Regions from separate parts of the Homo sapiens genome. Here region 2 is linked to region 1. Evidence: chromatin loops called from intact Hi-C (ENCODE). Cell type or tissue: GM12878. All regions are shown on one strand. Each heading gives the region's core, and the rest is flanking DNA. Links, peaks and the distances in the headings are about the cores only. Region 1 overlaps SPOCK3 (SPARC (osteonectin), cwcv and kazal like domains proteoglycan 3). Region 2 has its middle 610 kb from the start of TLL1.

Region 1 (12,830 bases), core at 3,076-8,075:
TCAACAAAGAAAAAACCACGGACAGGTAAGATTAGAACCAGATATCACTAAGCAGAGAGCTATTTCAGCATATTTTGAGCAACTATAGTCAGGAAAAATGATGATAGTTACTCATTGTATATACACTGTATTAGCCAGGGTTCTCCAGAGAGACAACAAATAGGATCTAGGTAGGTAGGCAGGTAGATAGATAGATACATAGATAGATATAGATATAGATGTAGATATAGATATGTATAGAGATGTATATCTGTATAGATATGTATATCTATATCTACATCTATCTATCTTTATCTATACATATATCAAGAAAGAGACAGATAGACAGACAGACAGACACTGGCAGGCAAGACATCCAGAAAAGTGTTGCAGTTTGAGTCCAAGGTGGTCTGCTGGCAAGAAGTCAACCTTTTGCTTGTATGGTCTTCAGCTGATTGGACGAGGCTCAACCCCACTATGAAGGGTAATTTCTTTACTCAGAGTTTACTGATTTAATTGTTAATTGCATCTAAAAAAATGCCTTCACAGAACCATCTAGAATTATGTTTTATCAAACATCTGGATACCATGGCCTAGCCAGGTTGATTCATAGAATAGACTATGACATAAAGTATGTGCTAAGACATGTATTACATCAATTTCCTGTAGTCACTACAAAAATACTCTAAGGTAGGCATATCATACCCTATTTAAAGGTGGGGGAAAAGTGGTTAATATAAGTCGAGTAACTAGTAAATGACAGTGGTAGAATTTGAACTCAGGTAGCCATTCTGGTACCTTTTGTTTATTTGTTTTTGACCCAAAGAAACACAAGACATCAGTGGGCTTTTCTAAGTAACTTCCCAAATTGTAGTGGCTTAGAACCACTTTCAGTCTGGGCTGGCTCAGCCGCACTCTGTTGGCCCACATTGCGTTTATGCTTAGCTGGTTGCTGGGCTGGGGCTGAATTGTCTAAAATGGACACATTCACATACCTGGTCATTAGCGCAACGTAATCTGGGATGATGAGGATAGCTAGGCCATGTTTCTCATCACCTAGGAAACTAGCTCAGCCTTTTCTACATGATGATCTCAGAGTTTCAAGCCCCATTATTTAGGATGCTTTCAAGCCTCTGTTCATGTCACCTTTGGCAACATCCCATTGACAAAGGAAGTTACATTGCCAAACTAGAGAGAGAGACATGTATTATTTTCTTATTGCATAACAAATTACGACTTAGTGGCTTCAAACAACTTGCATTTAGTACATCACAGTTTCTGTAGATTCAGAGCCAACTGGATCCTTTGCTTGAGTACTCACAAGGCTGCAATCAAGCATGGGCCAGGGCTAGGGTCGTGTGGGAGTCTCAGGGCTGTCTTTCAAGCTCCCAGATGGTTGGCAGAATTTATTTCCTTGAAACTACAAGATTCATGGTGGCTTATTTTTTCAAGACGAGTAAGATAATTTTTGCTGCTGTATCTTGTCCCTTAATTCTACACCATTTTTAAATGACTCACTATTAGGTGAGGTCCAAACGTACTGATGTCCTTTTTGATTAACTCACAGTCAGCTGATTAGAGACTTAATTGCATCTGCAAGATCCCTTCACCTTTGCCAGATAACATAATCTAATCATGGTGAGAGGGGACAATGTGCTGGTGGCCGTCGCTCGCTCTCAGCGCCTCCTCTGCCTCGGCGTCCGCTCTGGCCAAGCTTGAGAAGCCCTTCAGCCCACCTCTGCCCTGTGGGAGCCACCCTCTGGGCTGGCCAAGGCTGGAGCTGGCTCCCTCTGTTTGCGGGGGGGTGTGGAGGGAGAGGAACTCGCGGGCCAGTGCTTGTTCTGGGTGGGCACGGGCTTGGCGGGCCCCGCACTCAGAGCGGCTGGCAGGTCCTAGGCAGTGAGGGGCTTAGCACCCAGGCCAGCAGCTGCGGAGGGTGCGCCAGGCCCCCCAGCAGCGCCGGCCCACTGGGGACACGCTCGAATTCTCGCCGGGCCTCAGCTGCCTCCCCGCGGGGCAGGGCTCAGGATCTGCAGCCTGCCATGCCTGACTGTGGGGTCCCCCGCAGCCCAAACCCCCTCGATGGGCACCATCCCCTGCTACACAGCACCCGGTTCCATCTACTGCCCAAAGGCTGAGGAGTGCAGGCCGGCAGTGCGGGACTGGCAGGCAGCTCCGCCCACGGCTCTGGCACAGGATCCACCAGGCGAAGCCAGCTGGGCTCCTGAGTCAGGTGGGGACTTGAAGAACTTTTATGTCTAGCCACAGGATTGTATATGCACCAATCAGCACTCTGTGTTTAGCTCAGGGTTGGTGGATGTGCCAATCAGCACTCTGTAACTAGCTACTCTGGTGGGGACTTGGAAAACCTTTATGTCTAGTTAAGGATTGTAAATACACCAATCAGCACTCTGTGTCTAGCTCAAGGTTTGTAAACACACCAATCAGCACCTTGTGTCTAGCTCAAGGTTTGTAAATGCACCAATCAGTGCTCTGTGTCTAGTTAATCTGGTGAAGACTTGGAGAACTTTTATGTCTAGCTAGAGGATAGTAAATGCACCAATCAGCACTCTGTGTCTAGCTTAGGGATTGTAAATGCACCAATCAGCACCCTGTCAAAAGGGACCAATCAGCTCTCTGTAAAATGGACCAATCAGCTCTCTGTAAAATGGACCAATCAGCAGGATATGGGTGGGGCCAGATAAGGAATAAAAGCAGGCTGCCAGAGCCAGCAAAAGCAACGTGCTGAAGTCCTCTTCCTCACCGTGGAAGCTTTGTTCTTTTGTTCTTTGCAATAAATCTTGCTGCTGCTCACTCTTTGGGTCCGCACTGCCTCTATGAGCTATAACACTCACTGCAAAGGTCTGCAGCTTCACTCCTAAGGCCAGGGAGACCACAAACCCACCCGGAGGAATGAACAATTCCCGACGCAACGCCTTAAGAGCCTTAACACTGACTGAGAAGGTCTGCAGCTTCACTCCTGAAGCCAGCGAGACCACAGACCCACCAGAAGGAAGAAACTCCAAACATGTCCGAACATCAGAAGGAACAAACTACAGACACACCATCTTTAAAAACTGTAACACTCATCGCAAGGGTCCACGGCTTCATTCTTGAAGTCAGTGCAACCAAGAACCCAACGATTTTAGACACAATGGGAGAAATATTTCATCATAGTCACTGATGTTGCTCGTACTCAAGAAGGCATCATATAGGCTGTACAGAGCAGGAGGTAGGAGTGTTGGAGAAGTTCTTAGAATTCTGCCTTCCACAGGCACAGGGGAAGATTTGTAATATTACTTTGCAATAACATGTATGCAAAAGGGCATTTATGGACATTTTTATAATTTTCCATAGTAAGAAATGAAAGCAAATTAAGGAAGGCCATATTTATAAGAACTAGTGAAAAGTGACAGACACAAAAATAAGAGCTAGAAAGTACAAGAAAACTAAATAGGTTTAAATTTGGAAGAAGCAGAGAATGATTCCTTATTTTTTAACAATAGAAGCCAGTGCATAATGTAAAATAATCTTTTTTTCTTACTTTAAGAAATTTTTTTAAAAATTATTGTAAAATGACAATTTGTAATTCTATAAGTCTATGTGAAATTGTTTTTCTTTTGCTTGCATCTACACTTATTATTCTTATTCTGTGACATCCTACTGGTATGGCTAACATCTGGAACTCCACAGACAGAAATGGAAATGATTGAAGAAATTAGGAATTGATAACTGACCTTCAGTTAAATTGCCACAGCTCCTTAAAGCGTTTTTGCACCCACGTTTCTAGCGTGTTTATGTCGGTCTCCAATAATTGAAGAGGTAAACTTCAGACCCACAACACTTAGGCTTGCTTCTTTCCTCTCAAAGAATCACTCTAAAATTAGTAAAAAAAAACTTCTGCGGGCCGGGCGTGGGGGCTTACGCCTGTAATCCTAGCTCTTTGGGAGGCTGAGGCTGGCGGATCATGAGGTCAGGAGATCGAGACTATCCTGGCTAACACGGTGAAACCCCGTCGCTACGAAAAATACAAAAAATTAGCCGGGCGTGGTGGCGGGCACCTATAGTACCAGCTACTCGGGAGGCTGAGGTAGGAGAATGGCATGAACCCGGGAGGCGGACCTTGCAGTGACCCGAGATTGCGCCACTGCACTCCAGCCTGGGCGACAGAGCGAGACTGCATCTAAAAAAAAAAAAAAAAAAAAAAAAAACTTTTGCTTCTGGGAAGATGAATTAGACATAGCTTTTCCTATTCCTTCTCTTAAGTGCAACTAGAAATTTGAAAATTATGTGTCTGAAAATCATGAGTCTGAAATGTAGGGAGAAGGTGGACAACTAGCTAGGGACCTCAGGAACCAAGGAATAGGTGAGTTCCCTGGTTTATTTTATTTTATTTTATTTGCATTGTATAAACAAGACTTGGAGCTGACAAACTAGAAAACCCAAAAACTAGAAAGCCCAGAAACATCAGATATGATGAGCACAGATAAACAAACAGAAAAGTCCAACTAAACCCTTTTCTCTTTGTAGCCAAAGGGCAAGGACAGGTAAAGCTAGGAAGAGAGAAACCTTTAGACAATAATTGCTCTCTTGCATCTAAATAAGATTTTAAAAATAATGTAGACGATATTCACCCAAATCAGAGAAGGCTGAATGGGGAACCTGTACTTTCAGCATTTTCAAGTGATTGTGAAGCACCTCAACTATGTCCCAAAGTACTATGAAAAAATGCTGTGTAGGGAGCTGGAATTTTCCTCTCCACTAGGTGGAAATGAGTCTCCCTACACTCAAGTGTCAATACAAATCATACGGAGAACTTAGATTTCACTTCCGCTGGAGATAATGAGGTACCACTACTTTTTCCTACTGAAGATATTACTGGGAATTCTGCATTGGGATAGACCCTTTAACTGAGGAGGTCAATGGAGCTGAAGCTCTGGGCCACCAATCTCAGTTCTTGTGATAGTTAGCAAAGAATTGCAAACACTAAAACGCAAGCTCAAAGCAAAGTTTATTGAAGCACAGTAATACACCCTCAGAGGGAGAGTGGACAGATTTCCCCGAAGTGAAATTAGCCCCTCTTTACAAAACCCAGGGGACTTTTATGGGGGTTTTCTGGGGAAGAGTTGTGGTTTGGGCTGTGTCTGAGTGACAGGATGATGGCATTTGATTGGCAGTTTATGGTTATATAGCTAAAATTAAACTGTGCACATTCATACCCATAATTTGTTAAGAAAAGCCCACAGGCAGGAGGTAAAACCACATGTAAATTGATTATAATGATGGTAAATGAGCTTAGGGTGAACTTGAGGACACAGTTCTATGTTACTTGACCTGTGCCATTTTAAGAGATTTTCCCTAGTTTTTCGTTCTCCGTGATGTGCTGGCCACAGACTTTACCAGGAACTTCATCCATTAGTGTGGAGTTAGGGCAGTTCTGGGACTCTCCTTAAGTGGGCTGGCCATGGTCTGCCTTAGTGACAGCCTTTTTTGCCCTCTTCTCTTACCCTGTGCTAATGTCTATCTAACTACCAAACAGAGTGGTATAAGAGGAAGTCTAGTGGAAAGTCAAGACTTTCACTACCACCCAGTGGTAATGAGACCCCTTCTTCCTGTTGTCAGTGGAGGTAATTTTAGCAACAACAATGAGACATTCCATATGAGTGGTGGCCTACTAAGGAATAAGAACTCCCCTCTCACTCATCCATAACCAGGAGGCACAACTCCTCAGGGTCAACAGTGATGAAACAGTGAAGCAGGCTTCTGACACCACCTGGCAGTAATGAGATGGTGGCCCTCTGACTTCTGCCAGAGCAGTGTCAGAAAAAGCCAACTAAAATAGAACTATGAATCAGATCCAGAGTCTTACAAATTAGTACCCCAAATGTCTAGGTTTCAGTAGGAAGCTGCTCATCATTCCAACAACCAGGAAGACAACAGACTGAATGAAAAATGTAACCACAGACACTAATCCTCATAAGATAGATATGTTAGAACTATATGACAAAGATTTTTTTTTTTAAGATGGAGTCTTGCTTTGTTGCCTAGGCTAGAGTGCAGTGGCACAATCTCGGCTCACTGCAACCTCCGCCTCCCGGATTCAAGCGATTCTCCTGCCTCAGCCTCCCAGGTAGCTGGATTACAGGTGTCTGCCACCACGCCCAGCTAATTTTTTGAATTTATTATTATTATTATTATTAGAGGTGGGGTTTCACTGTATTAGCCAGGATAGTCTCGATCTCCTGACTTTGTGATCCGCTCACGGCCTCCCAAAAGTTCTGGGGTTATAGGCGTGAGCCACCACACCCGGTCTATGACAAGGATTTTAATGTAGCAATGATAAAGATATTTCAGTAACCAAGTATGAACATACTTGAAACAAATAGTTTTTCTAAAGTCCCAGCAAAGCAATAGAAAGTCTCAGCAAAGAAATGGAAAATGTAAAAAAATAACCAACGGAAATTCTGGAATTAAAAAATATAAAAACCAAAATAAAAAACTCAATGGATTGACTCAGTAGCATAGTGTAGGAGACAAAGGAAAAAATAATCAGTGAACTTAAAGATAGAGTAATAAAATTATACAATCTAAGCAACACAGAGTAAATAAACCAAAACAAAAAACAACAAAAACACCCAGATCCTTAGGCATCTGTGAGACTACCACAAAAGACCTAACATTTATGTCATTTGAGTCTTTGACAGAAAAGGAAAACCAAGTGGAGCTGAAAAAGTTTTTGAGAAAATAACAGTGGAAAATGGCACATTTGACAAATGACATAAACTAATTCAAGAAGCTGAGCAAACCCCAAACAAGATAAAGCTAAAGAAATCCACACCAAGACAAATCAAAGTCAAACTTCTGCAAAACTAAAGATGAAGAAAGAATCTGGGAAACAATGAGAGGAAAACAACATTTATCTATAAAGGAAAAACAATTTGTTTGGCAATGGACATAACATTAGAAACGATGAGGGCAAGAAGAAAGCAACACGATATATATCATGAGATGAAAGAAAAGAACTGTCAACCCAGAATCCTTTGTCAAGTGAAAATATCTTTCAAGAATTAAGGGAACATCAAAACATTTTCAGATGAAGGAAACCTAAGAAAATTTGTAGCAACCACAGCTTCCATAAAAGAATAACTATAGGAAAGTCTGGAAAAAAGAAAGAAAATGCTAAAGGAAACAATATTGAAACATCAGAAAGGAAGAAAGGACATGGTACAAAAAAGTAAAAGTCAATAAAATTGACTTTCCTTTTCCTATTGAGTGTTCTAAATTATGTTTGAGGATAGAAGCAAACATTATAACTGTCTAACGTGATTCTAAATGTCCACAGGATAAAGAAATATTTACGACGTTATATCTCACATAAGGGAAGGTAAAGTGATGTAATGGGAAGTACAATTTCTATAGTTCTTTACAACTAGTGAAATGATAATATCAGTGCAATCTATTGATGCTTTGTATATATAATGTAATGGCTAGAGCAAGCAGTAAAAAGCTATACAGGCCAGGTGTGGTGGCTCATGCCTTTAATCCCAGTATTTTGGGAGACTGAGGCAAGAGGATCACTGGAGTCCAGGAGTTTGAGAGTAGCCTGGGGAACATGGTGAAACACCATCTCTACCTTAAAATAAAATAGAGCTCAAGTCCAGAAGGTATTGGTGGGCTTATTCTGAAATTATTCACAGGGGCATTGAACTATTAAGGTTTAATGGCTAAAGCTGGTGTGTCTAACTTCACACTACTCAGAAAGAAAAAAACCAAAACTTACACACCTAAAATCAGCCAAGAATCTTAAAGACTTCCCAATCTTTAAAGAAGAATGAACAAAACTCCTGCCAACTTTTTATAGATGTAATAAGGAAGGAGAAAGTCCTCTCTGGGCACTTATTAAAGATGGTGAGGCAGTCTTTATTCAAGAGGTGCCATTGCAACAGGTATAGGAACCATGGCAATGAGGTCTTGCAATGGGAGCGAGATTGAACTCAATTCCAAATACAGTATGGACAAGTGGGAATTGATAGCCAAGTAGCAAGGTCCAGTTAATGAATGGAAAATTACTAAGATAAAACATCAGGAGTAAGGGAAATTTTTGTTTGACTCATCAGAATTATCTCTGAAAGTAGGCCGAGGTAATAAGATACAGATGGTAGTCAGATACCAAGATCGGGGAATTTTCACTAAATTGATTTAGCAGAATTCTTTCTCAGGCTAAGGTCGAACCTGGTCAGAAAGTACTCAAAGGAGAGTTACTAAAGGTTTGATGGAAAGAGTCTTTTCAGGAATGGAGTGCCAGGTTCAACAGAAATCCATAGGGCACTAGATGAGGCAAAAACAAAAACCACTCCATAGGGGCCATTTTTACCACCTAGGAAATGGAACTGCCACAAAAAACAATCTTCACTGAGGTAAATTCACAGGGCAAAAAATCTCAAGTCACATAAGAAAAAATATGTCAGTAGATTCAACTAAAATAAAGCAACAACAAAATTTCCTCTCAACCCCTACAAACAACGATGCCTTGTGGCAGTTTTAATATAAGTTCATTGTAGTTGTTTATTTATGCCATTAAAGAAAATGAAAAGAATGGGCAACCAAAATATTAGTAATATGCTATTTTAAAAATAATTCTTAGAAAGCTGAAAAAAATGATAAAATCGTGTTGAGAATTTAATACATGAATCTTTGTTATATTATTCTTGCACTGTTTTGTTCTTTAAGCTTTCAGAAAATAACTCAAAAGACTGAGAAGGGGTACTATAATTAGCTAAAGTACCCAGGATATAGTGGGTCCTCACTTCATCTATTTATTAGACACAGACAACTTGAGAGCAGAAAGACCAGGATAAAAGTTATAATAAAATTGTACTCCGCTAAGATTCATATTGTTAACATAACAATACACTTTTTTAAAGGCATCTCAAAGGTTTCAATAGTAAAACAGAATTTTTTGTGTGTGTGTGTGTGAGACAAGAGTTTTGCTCTTGTTGCCCAGGCTGGGGTGCAATGGCATGATCTTGGCTCACTGCAACCTCCACTTCCCAGGTTCAAGCGATTCTCCTGCCTCAGCCTCCTGAGTAGCTGGAATTACAGGCATGCACCACCACATCTGGCTAATGCTAATTTTTTTATTTTTAGTGGAGACAGGGTTTCTCCATGTTGGTCAGGCTGGTCTCGAACTCCCGATCTCAGGTGATCCGCCCACCTCGGCTTCCCAAAGTGCTGGCGTGAGCCACCATGCCCGGCCAAAACAGAATTTTTTGAACGAATATTTATATTGTCTCATGAAATTCCTCTGGTGATGAAGAAAAAGTGTCTACAAAGGATAAACAACGTTTAGAACCCACAAACGTATAGCCCACTGAAGCTAAAATACAGAACAACATACAAGATAACTAACAAATTAGTTAAGAAATAGTTTGACAGAAGAGGAATAGTGAAGGTTTCATACAGATGTATGAAAAATGAAGGCCTAGTTTCACATTAGCTATTCCCTTTCAGCCTTTTTTTGAATAGTTTAAGATACAACACAAAAAATAACTTCAGATGTTTAAAAAAATAAAGGATTTGTTTTGTTTCCTTTGGTGTCTTCTACTTAAATATTGTTTTTGAATATTTCTAACAAAATGCTGATGTCATTGTTGACACTAGAATCATTCTTGGCTTTATGAATTCTGTAAATAGACAAAAGTTTTTTGAACATTATAATATTTAATAGATGTTTAAATTGTAGGAAGAAATAATCTCAGCAATGATAATAGTTCTTTACACTCTAAGGTATAAGTCAGTATAGCCAATTAGTTCAGAAACCTTTACTATTCTGTGATGAGTAACAATTTTATAGATAAATGTAAGACATCGTTACTATTAACAGTACTTATATAAATATCACAGTAGAATAACAGAAAAATATTTTTATTGGTAATCGGTTTATACTTTGCAAATTCAGATTTTTACATATTAATGGTAAATCTTCATAGATCTAGTTCAGGAAGAGTAAAAACCATCCAAATTTACCTAGGAAAGTGTTGGGATAGTAAAACAAAAAATAAAGATTTGTTTATATAACTATTATTGAGAAATCAGAGTACAGTGGAAGTACAGATTGATCAAAACATAGTCAAATTTTTCTAATTAAAAGAGAGATAAAAAAGATGGGGGAGAAAGAGAGAGAGAAAAACATTACTTAGAATCCCTAACTCAAAAAAACTTCTCAAGCAAAATATAGAATTCTGTGGTCATATATATTTTGGGAAACGGGATTCATTTTCTAGACTAATATTTTTGTTCAATTTGTTTGTTTTTTCTCATCTAATTTCCAAAACTATTTAGCAGTTCAGATATTTTGTGAAACACACTTGAATAAAAGATACCAAAGAAAATGTCCTATTAGACTCACATGAGAAAGCAGACTTGGGCTTCTCCTTGGCAGTAGAAAGCGCTAGAAGAACAATGGTTCCCAATTGAATTTTCTCACCTGACCATAGAGAAAAAGCCTGGTACTCTAAAAATTTTTAATCTTCTTGAGCTCATCAGAGAGCAGTGGTGGCAAAGCCATCAAATAAACTGAATTTCAAAGAGAAGCAAGAACTCTCCAATGAAGATAGGCCACAGGGCTGTTTCAGATTTGGCAAAGCGTGTGAGAAAAAGGTGGCTACCTATGAGCGATCAGAAGCTGGGGATTTAGGTGAGTTAGCAAAGCCCAATTACAGCAAGATGAGTTGGTTTGAGATGCTTGGGAGCCACAGAAACAAAGAGAGTTTGCAATCAATTCTAGGTTATTTTCCGTGGACTTTCATTGGTGCTCAAGAGAAATATCTGAGACAGGGCAAAAGACCAGAGAAGTGTGCAATAGTGTTAAGTCTCTGGGGGAACACATTTCTCTCACCCCTCCTCCCCAAAGCAGGAAAAAAACTCTTGATTCTTGGGGAGGAGTAGAAGGAAAACGTTTTTGCTCTGAGTAAGATATTGGAAACCGTCTTAGCCAGTTTCCTTCAAAAGCTGAAGTAGAAGCAAAATCTCTCTACATGAGGAAAGACAAGACCACTCTTGAGCAGAGGAACAAACCGCTCTTGAGCAGAAGAACCACTTTTCCTCCAAGAGGGGGCAGGTGACATGACATGTGCCCAAACGCAACCACAGATAGAAGACAGAGTTTGGCTACCACTGGGAGGAGAAGCAAGAATGCTAAAAAGGACACACCACAGGTTCTAGGTGCACCAGGCAAGACTAAGAGATTTAACTAATAAGCCATTAGTGGAGAAAAAAGGATATCATAAAAATTCAGTTAATTCAAAAGGCAGAAAAAGAGGCAAAAAAGAATGGGGAATATGTGGGGCAAATAGAATGTAATGAGCAGTATGTAACTAGCACATGGTAGCTTTAAATCCAACCATATTAATATTACTATAAGTGTAAATGTAATGCCAAATGTGTTTGCACCTAACAACATAATTTTAATGCACACGAACCAAAAACCGATAGGAACCAAAAGGAAATACACATACCCACTATTAGAGCTGGAAACTGCAACATTTGCCTCTTAGTAACCAATACTACAAAAATTGAGAAAATCAATAAGTTTATAGAAGACCTGAATAATACTATCAACCAGCTTGACATAACTGACATTTATTGAACATATCACCCCAAAGAGCAAAATACACACTCTTTTTAAGTGCACACATGATAGTCACCTAGTAACCCATATCTGGATCATTAAACAAACATCAACAGAATTGAAATCATGTGATGTATATTATCTGACAAAAATATAATTGAACTAAAAATTATTAAATATTTGGAAATTAAACTTCTAAATAAGCCATGGATTAAAGTGGTAGTCACAAGTGAAATTAAAAAGACACACACACACGTATATAATATTTGTTTGCTTTTTTAAAAATGATATCAACTTTAATTTTAGATTCAGGGGTACATGTGCAGGTTTATTACATGAGTATATTGCATGATGCTGAGGTATTTGGTACAATCAATCCTGACACCCAGGTAGTGAGTATAGTACCTAATAGTTAGTTTTTCAATCCTCGTCCACCTTCTTCCCACCCCACTCTAGTAGGACCCAGAATTTATTGTTGCCATCTTTATGTCCATGCTTACCCAGTATTTACCTCCCACTTATAAGTGAGAATATGCACTATTTGGTTTTCTGTTCCTGCATTAATTTGCTTAGGATAATAGCCCCTAGCTGCATCTACGCTGCTGCAAGGAAATTACTTTGTTCTTTTTCATGACTGCATAGTATTCCATGATGTGTAAGTACCACATTTTCTTTAATCCACTATTGATGGATCTCTAGGTTCATTCCATGTCTTGGCTATTGTGAATAGTACTGCATTGAATATACGTGTGTCTTTTTGGTAGAACAATTTATTTTCTTTTGAATATATACCACTAATGGGGTTACTGGGTTGAATGTTAGTTCTCTTTTAAGTTCTTTGGAAAATTTCCAAACTGATTTCCACAGTAGCTGAACTAATTTATATTCCCACCAACAAAGTATACATGTTCTCTTTTCTCCTCAGCCTCACCATCATCTGTTGTTTTTTTTTTGATTTTTTAATAATAGCCATTCTGATTGGTGTGGGATGGTGCCTCATTATTGTTTTGCTTTGCATTTCTCTGATCTTGGGCATTTCATTGCTGGCTAGCCATATTCAGAAGAAAGAAACTGGACTCCTACCTTTCACCATATACAAAAATTAACTCAAGATCAATTAAAGATTTAAATGTAAGGCCTCAAACTAAGAATCCTAAAAGAAAGCATGGGAAACATCATTCTGGACATTGGCCTTGGGACGTAATTGATGACTAAGTTCTCC
Region 2 (12,830 bases), core at 4,435-9,434, 360 kb after region 1:
ATAAATGCTGTTAGACAAATGTATTTACACAAACGTATTTTGAGTATTGAGTAAATTTGGAGTATTATAGGCAATACTCCAAACTGAAAAATGTTCTCAGATAAAAATTATTTGTTATAAAAAAAGTTGAACTCATGATTAAACAATTAAGTGTAGCTTCTCACAACGGAAAAGTGAAAATAACACAGGAAAATACAGTAAGTCCTCACTTAAGTCGTTGATACGTTCTTGGAAAATGCAAATTTGAGAAAAATAGTGTAAAGTAAAACCAGTTTTACCATAAACTGACTAAGATAAACAAGAGTTAAATTCCTGCAGTATATTTCTGGTCACAGAAACATCACTAAACTTCTAAACAAAAACGCAAAACACTTTGAATAATAAACATTGAAATAAATGTGAGCTAGCTGTACATACATTTAAGAAAAATTAAAAAGATAATTATTTACCCAATTTATGGTGAATTCAGGAGTGACGACAGTCATAACAGTGGTAGATTAAATCGAGAAATAAATCTTTGCAAAGCGAACATTGTCGGGAGCACCTCCTCTCACCATGCATTTCAAAAACAATCACAAATATGGTGGGTTCACTGAGACTTTGTACTGCATTATTTATTATTGTGCATTTGTATGATTATAACTCACTTTATGATTTTTTTACAATAATTTCTATTCAGTCATTAATTCATTCATTTTCCAAACTGTTTATTTCTATTCAGAGTCATGGGTGGCTTGAGCCCTACCCCTACAATTTAGGAGCCAAAGTGAGAACCAACCAGTCCTGAACCAACAGGCCTGGATGAGTGCATCCCATTGCAGGGTGCACTCACATGTGCCCACACTCACTGGTCCCACGGTCCCACACTCAGTCTTACTGGGGTCGTGGAGACAAGCTCATTCAGCTAATGTGCACATCTTTGAGATATAGGAGGAAACAAGAGTAACCAGAGAAAACCTACACAGACATGGGAAAATCATGCAAACTCCACACAGATAGTGGCCCCAGCCAGAGTCAATTTCTCGTTCTCATCAACATGATTTGATGATCTGCTATATGCAATGATATTTACCAAATACAGAACAGAAATTGATTAAAAAAATGTTTTTTAAATCTGAGAGAAAATCAGATAAGATGTAGTCAAGAGGTAATAGATATGAATATAAACCGACTAAGAAACATTGAATAAAAGTCTGAATAGAGAATACAAACATAATTTAACATTCTTAAAAAATAGAAATTATATAAAGGATGAGAAATTCACATGTATATTTGGGATCACTAAATAAGAAAAACAAAACAACAGGAACAGAAAAACTAAAGCAATAGTCCAAGAAAAAAATTTCCAGGACCACAAAAAAGGGCAAAGCCAAAATTGAAATCTACATATTGAATAAGTCCATCCTGTACATAGGAAAAAATTATCTATAATTTGAAACTGTTACTAATATCCCAATAAAACCGTTACAGATTTAAGAAAGTCTTCAGGATTTCCAAGTCATTTTTAACAAAATCATAAGTTTAGTGTTGGAATTTTTGAGATTAATTTTAAAAGCATCAAATAAGTTCCATAAAGTTAAAATACACTCTGATCTCTGACTTTAATATAATAAATTAATTTTTAAAAAATTAAAAAATTAAACAATTCTCCTGGAAATCAAAAAAATATATATACTTCTATAGTAGCTATCTATTGCTGCACAAGAAACAACTCCAACATTTACTGGTTTATATATAAAACATTATTTGCACATGAATCTGCAATCTAGGCCAGGATCAGCTTTGTGGTTCTTCTGCTGGTCTTGTCTGGGGCTGGTCATGCAGCTTCAGTCATATGGAGACCTGACTAGGCCTGGAGGAGCCAAAATGACCCCAGTTGCCTTTCTGTTTCCTCAACAAGGAACACTGTAATATTGGGTGAACCCAGAAACTCTCTGGGTTTCTCTCCCTCATTAGTTTCTTCTTCGGTGCTATAACCATAATTCTTAACATGACAGCTCATGGTTCCCAGAAGTCCTCTTTTGGTCTATATCCAGAATTCACATACTATTACTTCTGCAGCATTCTACCACCAATGTAATCATAGATACAGCCCAGATTAAAGGGAATAAAACTATGTGGGAAAGGTGACGTGGCATTGCCAAAAAATATGTGAAATGGAAGGAATTGTTAATAGTCATCTTGTGATATGATCAGTTAAACAGCTTCTGATGAAAGACGTAATTCAAACTCAAATTACAAAATCTACTTTAAAAATAACAATAATGAAAAACCACATAACACAATATATGGGACTCATTCCATTTAAAGCAATGTTTAAAATTGAATAGAAGTATTTGCTTAGACATGAGGATTAGAAAAGAGCAAATAAAACTATCTGTATTTGTAGATAACAGGATAGATAATATGAAAAATCCAAGATAATCAATGGAACTCTCTAATAAAAAATAATTGTACAACTAACCAGGATTCAAAACTGTAATGAAAACCCAGGGTCTTTATATACATGAAAAGTTATTTACAAGGCATAGAGAAGAAACATAAAATAGCAATAAAAATAAAATGAAAAGATATGTACAAATTTAAGGAAACGTAAACATAAATTTTGTTCTTAGATAATACAACTGAACATCATATAGATTTTGTCTCCTTAATTTAATTTCTAAATTTAGCATAACTAAAATAAAAACACTAATTTTTTTCTTGAAGTGAGTCAGTTGGTTATAAGTTGTATTTGTAAAAATAAACACACATAGCTTTCATCAAGAGCCTCTAAATATGTGGTAGACTACCCTCTGATTCCAAATACACAGAAACATTTCTCCTAAATTGACAATATAAACAAATTGCCATCTCATCCCAACATTTTCAGCAATGCTTGAATATTTGTGGAGTCAGAAAATATTGCTTAATGTTTTATTTAGCTTGACTTTTAAATGAAAATTTTGCCTGAAAGAGAACAGTAATAGGATTCAGTCAAAAAATAACCCTATACCAGGAAATTGGGGGACAGTTGATTTTGTTTGAAAAAATTTAAAAAAACAAAGGAAAAGGAAAAGGGGGAAGAAAAAAGAAAAGAGGAGGAAGAATAAAAAAGGAAGAAATTACAACTTTAGTGTGAGAAACAGAACCTGAGTTCTGGAAACCTCACCCATTAAATTTTTAGTTCAGAACCTGTACTCAGCAATCAGCCTGCCTTATCAAAACTCCTTGCTGTATCTAATGAACAGTCCTCTAGTACCGAAGTTTGCACTTGTCAACTAAATATTTGTAAGAAATCTGTGTATAAAACAGTGCCAAAGATATATAAAAGTCTTAAATTAATGTGATGTGCAAATAAGTGGCATTTATTACTCATTTCTACCACTACTTGCACACCATAATGACATAGGTTACCAAGGGACAAGGTATTCTCCCTCTTAATTATTATTGGTTCTACAGAGAATATAGCCGTTTCTTCATGGCACCATACACCTTTCCTCTTATGTAAAGGAAGAGCTTTTTCATCTCTGTACGTCATAGCTTTAGTTTGTGATAAAGATGGAAAATATTTGAAGAAATCAAACATTGACATGAGGCTACAATATCCTGTAGTTTATAAAAGGTATTTGGTGCTGAGCAGGCAGCAGAGTGCAAAAGCTGGTTTCATCATGTTCAATACAATATTGCCCTTCTACCTGTTTTGAGGAGAATTATATAAGATTCCAGATTTAACGCAAATATTTTTGAATTTTAAATATGTTCCTAGATTAATTTTTAATGAGACTATGCCACCAGTGAGTAAGAAATTTGAAACTCATATCAAAGACATTTGCACAAGTCAATAATATCACAGATAATATAGTATTTTAAGTTCAGATTGTCACAGGTAAATAATTTGAAAAACATCATGTTAACAATAAATACTTTAACATATATAAGTGGCAAATTGATAATTACTTTGGTGATATTGGAGATTTTTACCTGTATTCTGATCGGATTGTTTCCATATCTCATAAAACAAATCATTAAAAAGGACCTGTTTTTCCAGGATTTTTGCATCTTTATTTATATTTTAATGATCTTTAATATTTAAAGAGTTCAAACTGAAATTGGTTAAAGATATTGTCACACATTAACTCATTATCTGTGAGAATCTCTAAACATACTGAAATCATTGATAGTTTCCATGAAATGCAAATATAAATTTAACTGAGAGATGGCATATAGATCACTTGGAAGGACATTTATGAATAACAGAAATACTCCTCAAACTTTTATAAGATTATTAGAGTGCTGAGAAATTACACTCCACTTTCTTTTAGGGTATGCAACCTGCGCATTATTGTCAATATTCTAAAAGTCGACTACCTAGTGTGACAATCAACAAGGACAAACTTGGATTACCTATTTGGTACATTCATTATAATTATTTCATTGAGGCACATTTTTGTGTGTTTACATATAAAATATAATATAATTTAATATAGTATGTAAAATATAAAGGCAATTTAATATTCAACACAATTATTTCTTTCTGTTAATTCCCTAGCTGTTGGATTCATACAATTTACAGTATTTTAGGAGAGTATAGGCTATTATCCTTTAATTTCACATTAGGTTGAGCATATTCTATCTACTTTGTTTAAAAAAAATTAAAAATAATGTTATTTGTCAGTAGAGCAAGTATATTTTGAAGAAAAGACAAAAGACTTAATTCACTAACTTGACTTTTAGTAAATCATGGCCAAAATAACTTCACAAATCTTAGGCCAACTCACTTATAATTGTAGGGATGTTGCTAACACCCACTCCACAATGCCTTAGTCCAAGCCTTCAGTGTCTCTTGCAGTGAGTATGGCAAGCACTAACTGCTCTCCTTGCCCATCATCTTGTATCCTTGCTAGCCAGCTTTCCACATACTTCAGAGGTAAACACTCATACGTTGTGGAACTATTAAATGACTTCTCCGCTTAGAAGTTAGTAATTTTGCATAGTCTGTAACATAATCAATATACCTTAGAATACCTCAAAATTCCTGATTCATACTCACTTTAAGTCATACAGAAACCTGGCAGTTTTCCTAAAATTTTTCCTTAGCATATTTCTACTCGTCCTTGAAGGCCAAGTTAAAGCTTACCTAGAGTCAGAATTGATCATGACCTACTTGAGAACTCTTAATTTCAATATCATCATAAGTATATATGTCCCTGCATTTCATTTTTATTGGTTAACTATTTTATATGAAGATAAATAAAATTCTAAGTTAAATAAAAAACTCAGACCAACTGGTAGCCCCATACTCTGGCATAGGGAATCTACATGGTCTCCTTTTACCAGATGCCATATTGTTCCACCTGTTTGTTAGTTTCATCTATGTGATAGGGAGTGTTTGCCATATTGAAGTGTCAAGACAACCCTTTAGCACAAATTCCATTTGGACGTTCTTAAAGTGGAGACATCGAAACAAGCAGCAGTCTTTAGAAGAAATGCCCCTTTATCTATCATTTTACCAGTTCAGGTTACGAAAGCTGACTCAAGTATTTTTGTTTTGTTTTGTTTTGTTTTTTGAGACAGAGTTTCACTCTTGTGGCCCAGGCTGGAGTGCAATGGCACAATCTCGGCTCACTGCAACCTCCACCTCCCAGGTTCAAGCAATTCTCCTGCCTCAGCCTCCCAAATAGCTGGAATTACAGGCATCCGCCACAATGCTCAGCTAATTTTTCGTATTTTCAGTAGAGGCGGTGTTTAATCATGTTGGCCAGGCTGGTCTTGAACTCCTAACCCCAGGTGATCCACTGGCCTAGGCCTCCCAAAGTGCTGGGATTACAGGCGTGAGCCACCGTGCCCGGCCAAAAGCTGACTCAAGGTTAAGCTAATTAAATTACAAAGTTTGTCCATAAAAAAAAATCTATTACCCATTCACTTTGATCATAATTTTGAACATACAATAAATTTCAGCCATGAGTTTTCTAATACATCCTCAGGAGATTTTTATAGACAGGTAAAATCACATGAGTTTTCCTGTTTTCTAATGTACAATATATTGGGGTAGATCTCACTTCACATTCCGCACATTGGCTACCTGTCTACCTGCTGCAATCTGAGCTCCTTAAAGACAAGAAATATGTCTTATCCACGTTGATATTGCTTTTGCCTGACATAGAATTAACAATTAATAGATGCCAAATTCTTAAATAAATGAACTAACAAATTAGGGGGAGCTAAATAAACTACATAGGCTCAGGAAAGCAATATAGGGTATATTATAATTGAGGTAAATTTTTAATTATATATATTTGCAAGGAAAAAGCATCAAATAATTTTTAAAATTGAAAAATACCAAGCATTTGTGTGCATTATGTCTATGTGACAGATGTTGCAAGTGGGCATAAGGAGGAGAGTGACAGTTGACCAACCTCAGTGGTAACAGATATTCACCAAGGTTATTTCTTGTTAAACAAGGAAATATTTGTATTACAGATAAGAGTTATGCACACAATTGGACAATTTCCTTTAGAAAAAAGAGCTACATAGATATGATTATGTAATCAAGCGTCAGAACAAAATGTTTCTAAACTGGCTAAATGCTTGTATTCCAGCATATTTTCTTTTTTCTAAATTATGATATATATTTTTATTTCTCAGTATTACCCTGAATTTATCTTACCTTAGAGACTTGTTTTACATATTCATAGGATTCTAAATATATTTATAATTCGGTATTCAAAAATATATTAAAAATAAAAATATACTAGACAGTGCATTCAACATCCTGAGAATATATGTATATAATTCATCAACTTGATAATTTAAACATACTAAAAGCCAAATATTTATTATAGACTTTATATAACACCTTTATTGACATGTAATTCACATACCATAAAATTTACCTTTTTAAGATGTACAATTTGGTGCTTTTCAGTATATTCACAACATTGCACAGCTATCACAACTATCTAATTTTAAAACATTTTACCATTTCAAAAAAAACCTTGTAAGATTAGTAATCACTCTTCATTCTCCCCTTCTCCCAGCCTCTGGCAACCACTAAACTACTTTCTATCTTTTAGATTTAATTATTCTGAGTACTTTATATAAATGAAATTGTACAATATGTGGCTTTTTATGAATGCTTTCTTTCACTTAGCATCATGATTTCAAGGTTCGTTTGTGCTCTGCTCTATGTCACTACACTTCTTTTACTAACTGAACAATATTCTATGCTATGGATATATCACCTTTTGTTTATACTTTCACCATTTGACACATTTTTGGGTTGTTTTCAATTTTTAGCTATTAAAATGATGCTGCTACATAAACCTACAGGCCAACTCACAGATATAAAACTTGCTATATATGATCTAATATGGAGGTATGTTTTCAGTTTTGTTGTTTATATGGTTAGATGAGTAATTGCTGGGTCATATGGTGGTAAATCTATATTCAACATTTTGAGGAACTGACAAGCTGTTTTTCAAAGTGGCTGCACCATTTCATACTTTCACAAGTAATATATGTGTATTCTGATTTCTCCACAAACTCATCAATACAGGTTATGTCTGTTTTTTTTTATTTTTAGTCATCCCAGTGTGTGTAAGTGATATGTTATTGTGGCTTTCATCTGAATTCTCCTAATGACTTGTCATCCAAAAGACCACCAGTATGGCAAAATAGTAGAAAGAAGAGTTTTACTGGCAATATCAGTTTGTAAACAGAGAAGAGACAGTCTCTAGCATGTACCAAAGATGTTATCTTCAAAGAGAAAAAAGCCAGGTGGGTTTTTATGCCTCACAAGATCTGAATTACGCAAAAAAGTGATACTATTTAGCGGGTTTGGGTGAAAAGCTGTACGTATTTAAAAGAGAAGTGGAGTGTTTGTGCAATGGGGAAACATGTACCTAACATATATCCCATGTTCTCCTTGGGGCAGGCTTTAGCATTAAAATGAGGTGGAATTTGGCTCTTTACATCAAAAGATGAACTATAGAACACAAAGGCAGTTTGTGTGAAGTTTCTACAAGTTGGCTGAAACTGGCTTAAGGTCTGCAGCAGCTTATCAGAAAACAGCCTGAGACCAGTCCTCTGTTCAGCGCTGTAGTGGTCTGGGTTGTAAATCAGAGTTAGGAAGGGTCTGACAATTTGCCTGATAGATCCTATTGGTTAGCAAGAGTGTGGTTTTACTTGTAGTCATAGAGACTTAGGAAGTTGCCATGCCAGCTCATCTCTGAACCCTGGTAACTTTTGTTTCCTTAACCTTAGAGTCCATATTAGTTGATAAAGGGGTATTTGTTTTGGTGTCTCAGATCACACAGACTACTGATGTTAAACATTTTGCGTTTGCCTATTGGTCATTTGTATCTGATTTAAATAAATGTCAATTCACATTATTTCACATTTTAAAATTATGTTTTAATTGTTGGATTGCATTCATTTATTTTGTATTCTGGATATAATATTCTTATCAGACATTTGATATGTTAATCCTATGTATCAATTTGGGGAGTATTTTACATCTTAACAATATTATGTCTTTCAATTCATGAACACAGGATGTCTTTCTAAGTCTTCTTTAATTTCTTTTGATGAAAGTTTATAGCTTTCAATGTACAGACTTATACATCTTTTGTTAAATTTATTCCCAAGTATTTTACTTTTTTGATGCTATTAAAAATTGTTTTCTTAATTTCCTATTCATATTGCCCATTGCAAATTTATAGAAATACAATTGGCTTTTGTATATTGAGCTTGCATCCTGCAACCTTGCTGAACTCATTTGTCAGTTCTAATAGTTGTTCAGTGGATTCCTTAAGATTTTCCATGTGCAAGATCATGCCATCTGCAAATAGGGATATTTTAAATTTTAGACCTTTCTATTTTTCTTGCCTAATAAAACTGTCTAGAACCTCAAAGAATGCTGAAAAGAAGCAACAACAGATATTCTTGCCTTGTTCCAAATTTTGGAGGAAAAACATTCAGTATATCCCTATTAGTATGATGTAACTTGTGGTTTTTTGTTTTGTTTTGCTTTTTGTTGTTTTTTGCTTTTTTTAATAGATGTCCTTTATCGTATTGAGGAGGGTCCATTCAATTCCTAGTTTGCTAAGCACTTATCACGCAAGGATGTTGGATTTTGTCAAACGCTTTCTCTGAATAGATTCAGAAGTTCATATAGTTCTTGTTCTTTATCCTGTTAATATAGTACATCATATTACACTAATTGTGTGGATTTTGCTAAACTAACTTTGCACTTTACGAGTACGTCTAACTTAATTAAGGTTTATAGTTGCCTTCATGTACTGATGGATTTTGTTTGCTATTATTCTGCTGAGAATTTTTTAATCTGTCTATACTGACCTAGAACAGTTGAGAAGACTTACTTCCTCTTCTATTTTTTATAAGAATTTTTGTTGATTCTTTCTATAAACATTTGGCAGAATTCACCTGTGAAATAATCTAGAACTGGAGGTTTCTTTTCGAGAGGTTTTTAAGTTATGAATTCAATCACATTGCTCTTTATTATTGGTCTATTCAAACATTCAGTTTTTCTTGAGTCACTTTCCACAGTTCTCCTCTTTCTAGGAATGTCTCCATTTAATTTAGGTTATCAAATTTAGCAGTTAATTATAATATTCTTTCAAAACATTTTATTTATGAAAGATCAGTAGTGACATCCCTTCTCTTTTTTTCTGATTTTAGTAAGTAGAGTTCTTTTCTTCAGCTAGCCAGCTAAAGTTTTGTCAAGTTTGTTGAAATCATCAAAAAAACAACTTTAGATGTTATTGATTCTGTTATTTTTATATTCTTCACCTCCTTTATTTTGACTTTAATATTTATTATATCCTTCTTTCTTTGCTTTGAGTTTAATTTGGTTGTCTTTTTCTGGCTTTCTAAGGTGGAAGAGGATTATGTCATTACTCCATTTATGTGCCATTTTAATTCATTATTGTTTATTTTACTATATATTTTTGAGTTATTTTCTTAGTGGTCCCTGGAGATTAAATAAACACCTTAATTTAAAACTATCTAAGTGGGAATAATATTGGTCTAATTTCAATAGCGTACACAAAACTTGCTGTAATATAGCTCTGTACTTTTTGCTTTTTTTAAATAGTTATTTTGGCTGGGCACTGTGGCTCACACCTGTAATTCCAGCACTTTAAGAGGCTAAGGCTGGCAGATCACTTGAGGTCAGGAGTTCAAGACAAGCCTAGCCAACATGGAGAAACCACAACTCTACTGAAAGTACAAAAATTAGCTGGATGTGGGGGCGGGCGCCTGTAATCCTAGCTGTTCGGAAGGCTAAGGCATGAGAATTGCTTGAACCCAGGAGGCAGGGGTGGCAGTGAGCTGAGATTGCGCCACTGCACTCCAGCCTGGGTGACAGAGTGAGACTCCATCTCAATAAATAAATAGATAAACAAATAAATTGTTATCCCTTTTAGTCATTGTATTTTATGTCAGATAGAAAAAGAAAGAAGTTACGAATAGAAATATCTTCATGCTGTCTTCCATATTACCTACTAGTTAACTTTACTGATGTTCTTCATTTATTTTCATACTAATTAGTATCCTTCCATTTAACCCTGAAGTTCTTCCTTCAGGAAGATGTATTTTGTGTATGGCAGTTCTTCTAGTAACAAATTCTCTCAGTTTTTGTTTATCAAGGAATGTCTTGTTTCATCTTTTTTGATATAGATTTGTATATAATTGCTCTCATTTTATTGCACCGTATCCTCTTTTTATAGTATATCTGACACATGCATTAAATAACTACAGAGAGACCTTTTCTATTTTTTTTAAAGTGTTGCTAGATGTAGAATTTTTGCTTGGCAATCTTTTTTTCCTGCACTTTGAATTTTGTATTCTATTGCCTTCTGGCCTCCATAGGTTCTCATGAGAATTTAGGGGTTAGTCTTACTGAAGTTTCCTGTATATAATAAATTGCTGTTCACTTGCTCCTTTTAATAATCTTTGTCTTTTGCTTTAAATTATGTGATTATGTTGTGCTTGCAAGTATAACTTTTTAGTTTATCCTACTTAGATTTCATTGACCTTCTTGGAAATGTACATTCAAGTTTGTCATCAAATTTGGCAAGTTGTTAGCCTTTTTTTTTTTTTTTTTTTCCAATATTCTTTCTGCTCCCTCATTGCTCTCCTTTCTTTCTGGAACTCCCATTGTGCATATACCGGTACTTGATGATGCTCCACAAGTTGCTAAACATCTGTTAATTTCTTGTTATTATGGTTTCCTTTTTGTTCCTCCAACTAGATATCATTTGACCTATATTCAAGTTCATTGTTTCTTAATTGTGCCAGTTCAAAATGTTGCTGAGTTTCTCTATATTTTTAAATTTCAGTTACTGTATTTTTCATCTCCAGAATTTCCATTTGGTTCTTTTTAAAAATATTTTCTATTTCTTTATTAATATATTCTATTTGATGAGATTTTATTTTTTACACTTCTTTAATTGTTTAGACATGGTTTCCTTTATTTGTTTAAACATGTTTATAAAGGCTGATTTAAGGCCTTTGTCTAGTAAATCTTGTGTCTGGGTTTCCTTAAGACTATTTCTGTTGACTCTCCTTTTCCTTCCTATGGGTCATACACTGCTGTTTTTTTGCATACCTTACAACTTTTCATTGGAAACTGCACGTTGAGAAAAACATAATGTGATAACTCTGACAATCCAACTCCTGTTTCTCCTTAGGGATTATTGTTGTTTCTGTTTGTTGTTTTTGTTATTGTTTTTACCATTGTGGCTTGTTTATCGTAGAAACTTTACTATTCTAACTCTGTGAAGTTTATATTCTATTTGTATGTAGCCACTTAAGCCTCTGTTTTTTAGTTTGGTGGCTATCCATCTAGTGATTTGGCAAAGATTATATTTAATGCCATGAATAAATTATTTTTAGTCTTTGCTCACAAGCTTTGGTGATATGTTAGGGCACACCTACAATGCTTCTAAGATATACTATTCTGTTTCAGCCTTCACTTTTTGCTTATGCAGAGAGGCAAGGTAAGACAGAGTTGAGAGATTAGGGCCTTCTTAGATTATTCTTGAAGTGCGCATAGCCTTACACATGTGTATGGCCTTTTAGATTCTCAGGATTATGTTAGAACCTTTCAAAGTCCCTTATGAACACATCACTCTTTAGTTTTCACTGTTAAGTTTTTTAGTCAGCACTTCATTAGCCTCAACAGGTATCTCTAACTGAGGCACCTACAATGTTAAACAATTTTCACTGATCATTTTTTGACAAACACCCAGGAGAAAGGCACTTCACAATGAGCAAACTCTGAGCCAGATCTAATAAAGATAAGCCATGTGAATTGGGCTTTTTCAGACAGCTGCCAGACAAGTCAGTTCTCTGAGGATGGGTTTCTTTTTGCAGGAGTCGGAGGCAGGAGGTACTTTACACCTTTCTGTCTCCTTCAGTAATTGCTAATTTTCTGTTTTTCACAAATCCTGTGGGGCTACAGTTTACAAGGCTGCCATGGAGCTATAGACAGAGGAATCAGAATATGGCAAGATAAATAGCATGTTACTATGTATTATTACAGAAATTCAGCCATTTTCTTGAATAATTGTTTTTCATATTGTAGCAAGCCTTTTGTTAATTTCCAGAGTTCTGAAACAGTTTATTCTGAAAACTTTTTCCAGTGTTCTCATTGCTTTATGGAAGAGTGTATTTTTGAGGTCCCTTAACCATTCAAGAAGTGCTTCCATGATAAAGAACTCCATCTATACAGAACTCTGGTAGTCTCAGAGATTAGAAAAGGTATATTCACTATAGTCTCACACTAAATTTTTACTAACACTTGTTCTGATGAAAGCAAAATAAGA

Evidence for each region. Peaks named below come from ENCODE experiments on the same cell type or tissue, not always from the same donor. Only the 100,000 strongest peaks of a DNase experiment are listed, where the experiment ranks them.
Region 2: it touches region 1 in a loop (7-fold over the local background); 1 of 110 quality-filtered maps calls a loop at or near these places.

The regions. Positions count from the first base shown.
Region 1 is chr4:166,832,132-166,844,961 of GRCh38, reverse strand. The region is part of intron 6 of SPOCK3 (SPARC (osteonectin), cwcv and kazal like domains proteoglycan 3); the gene reads left to right. Among named protein-coding and RNA genes, the nearest start is that of SPOCK3, 400 kb to the left of the region's middle. RefSeq lists an enhancer at 5,013-5,312. In GM12878, for the core only: no CTCF peak of the experiment used is centred there; DNase peaks (open chromatin) are centred at 5,141 and 5,491; H3K4me3 peaks cover 381 bases; H3K27ac peaks cover 1,703 bases.
Region 2 is chr4:166,476,566-166,489,395 of GRCh38, reverse strand. No RefSeq gene overlaps it. Among named protein-coding and RNA genes, the nearest start is that of TLL1, 610 kb to the right of the region's middle. In GM12878, for the core only: no CTCF peak of the experiment used is centred there; a DNase peak (open chromatin) is centred at 7,455.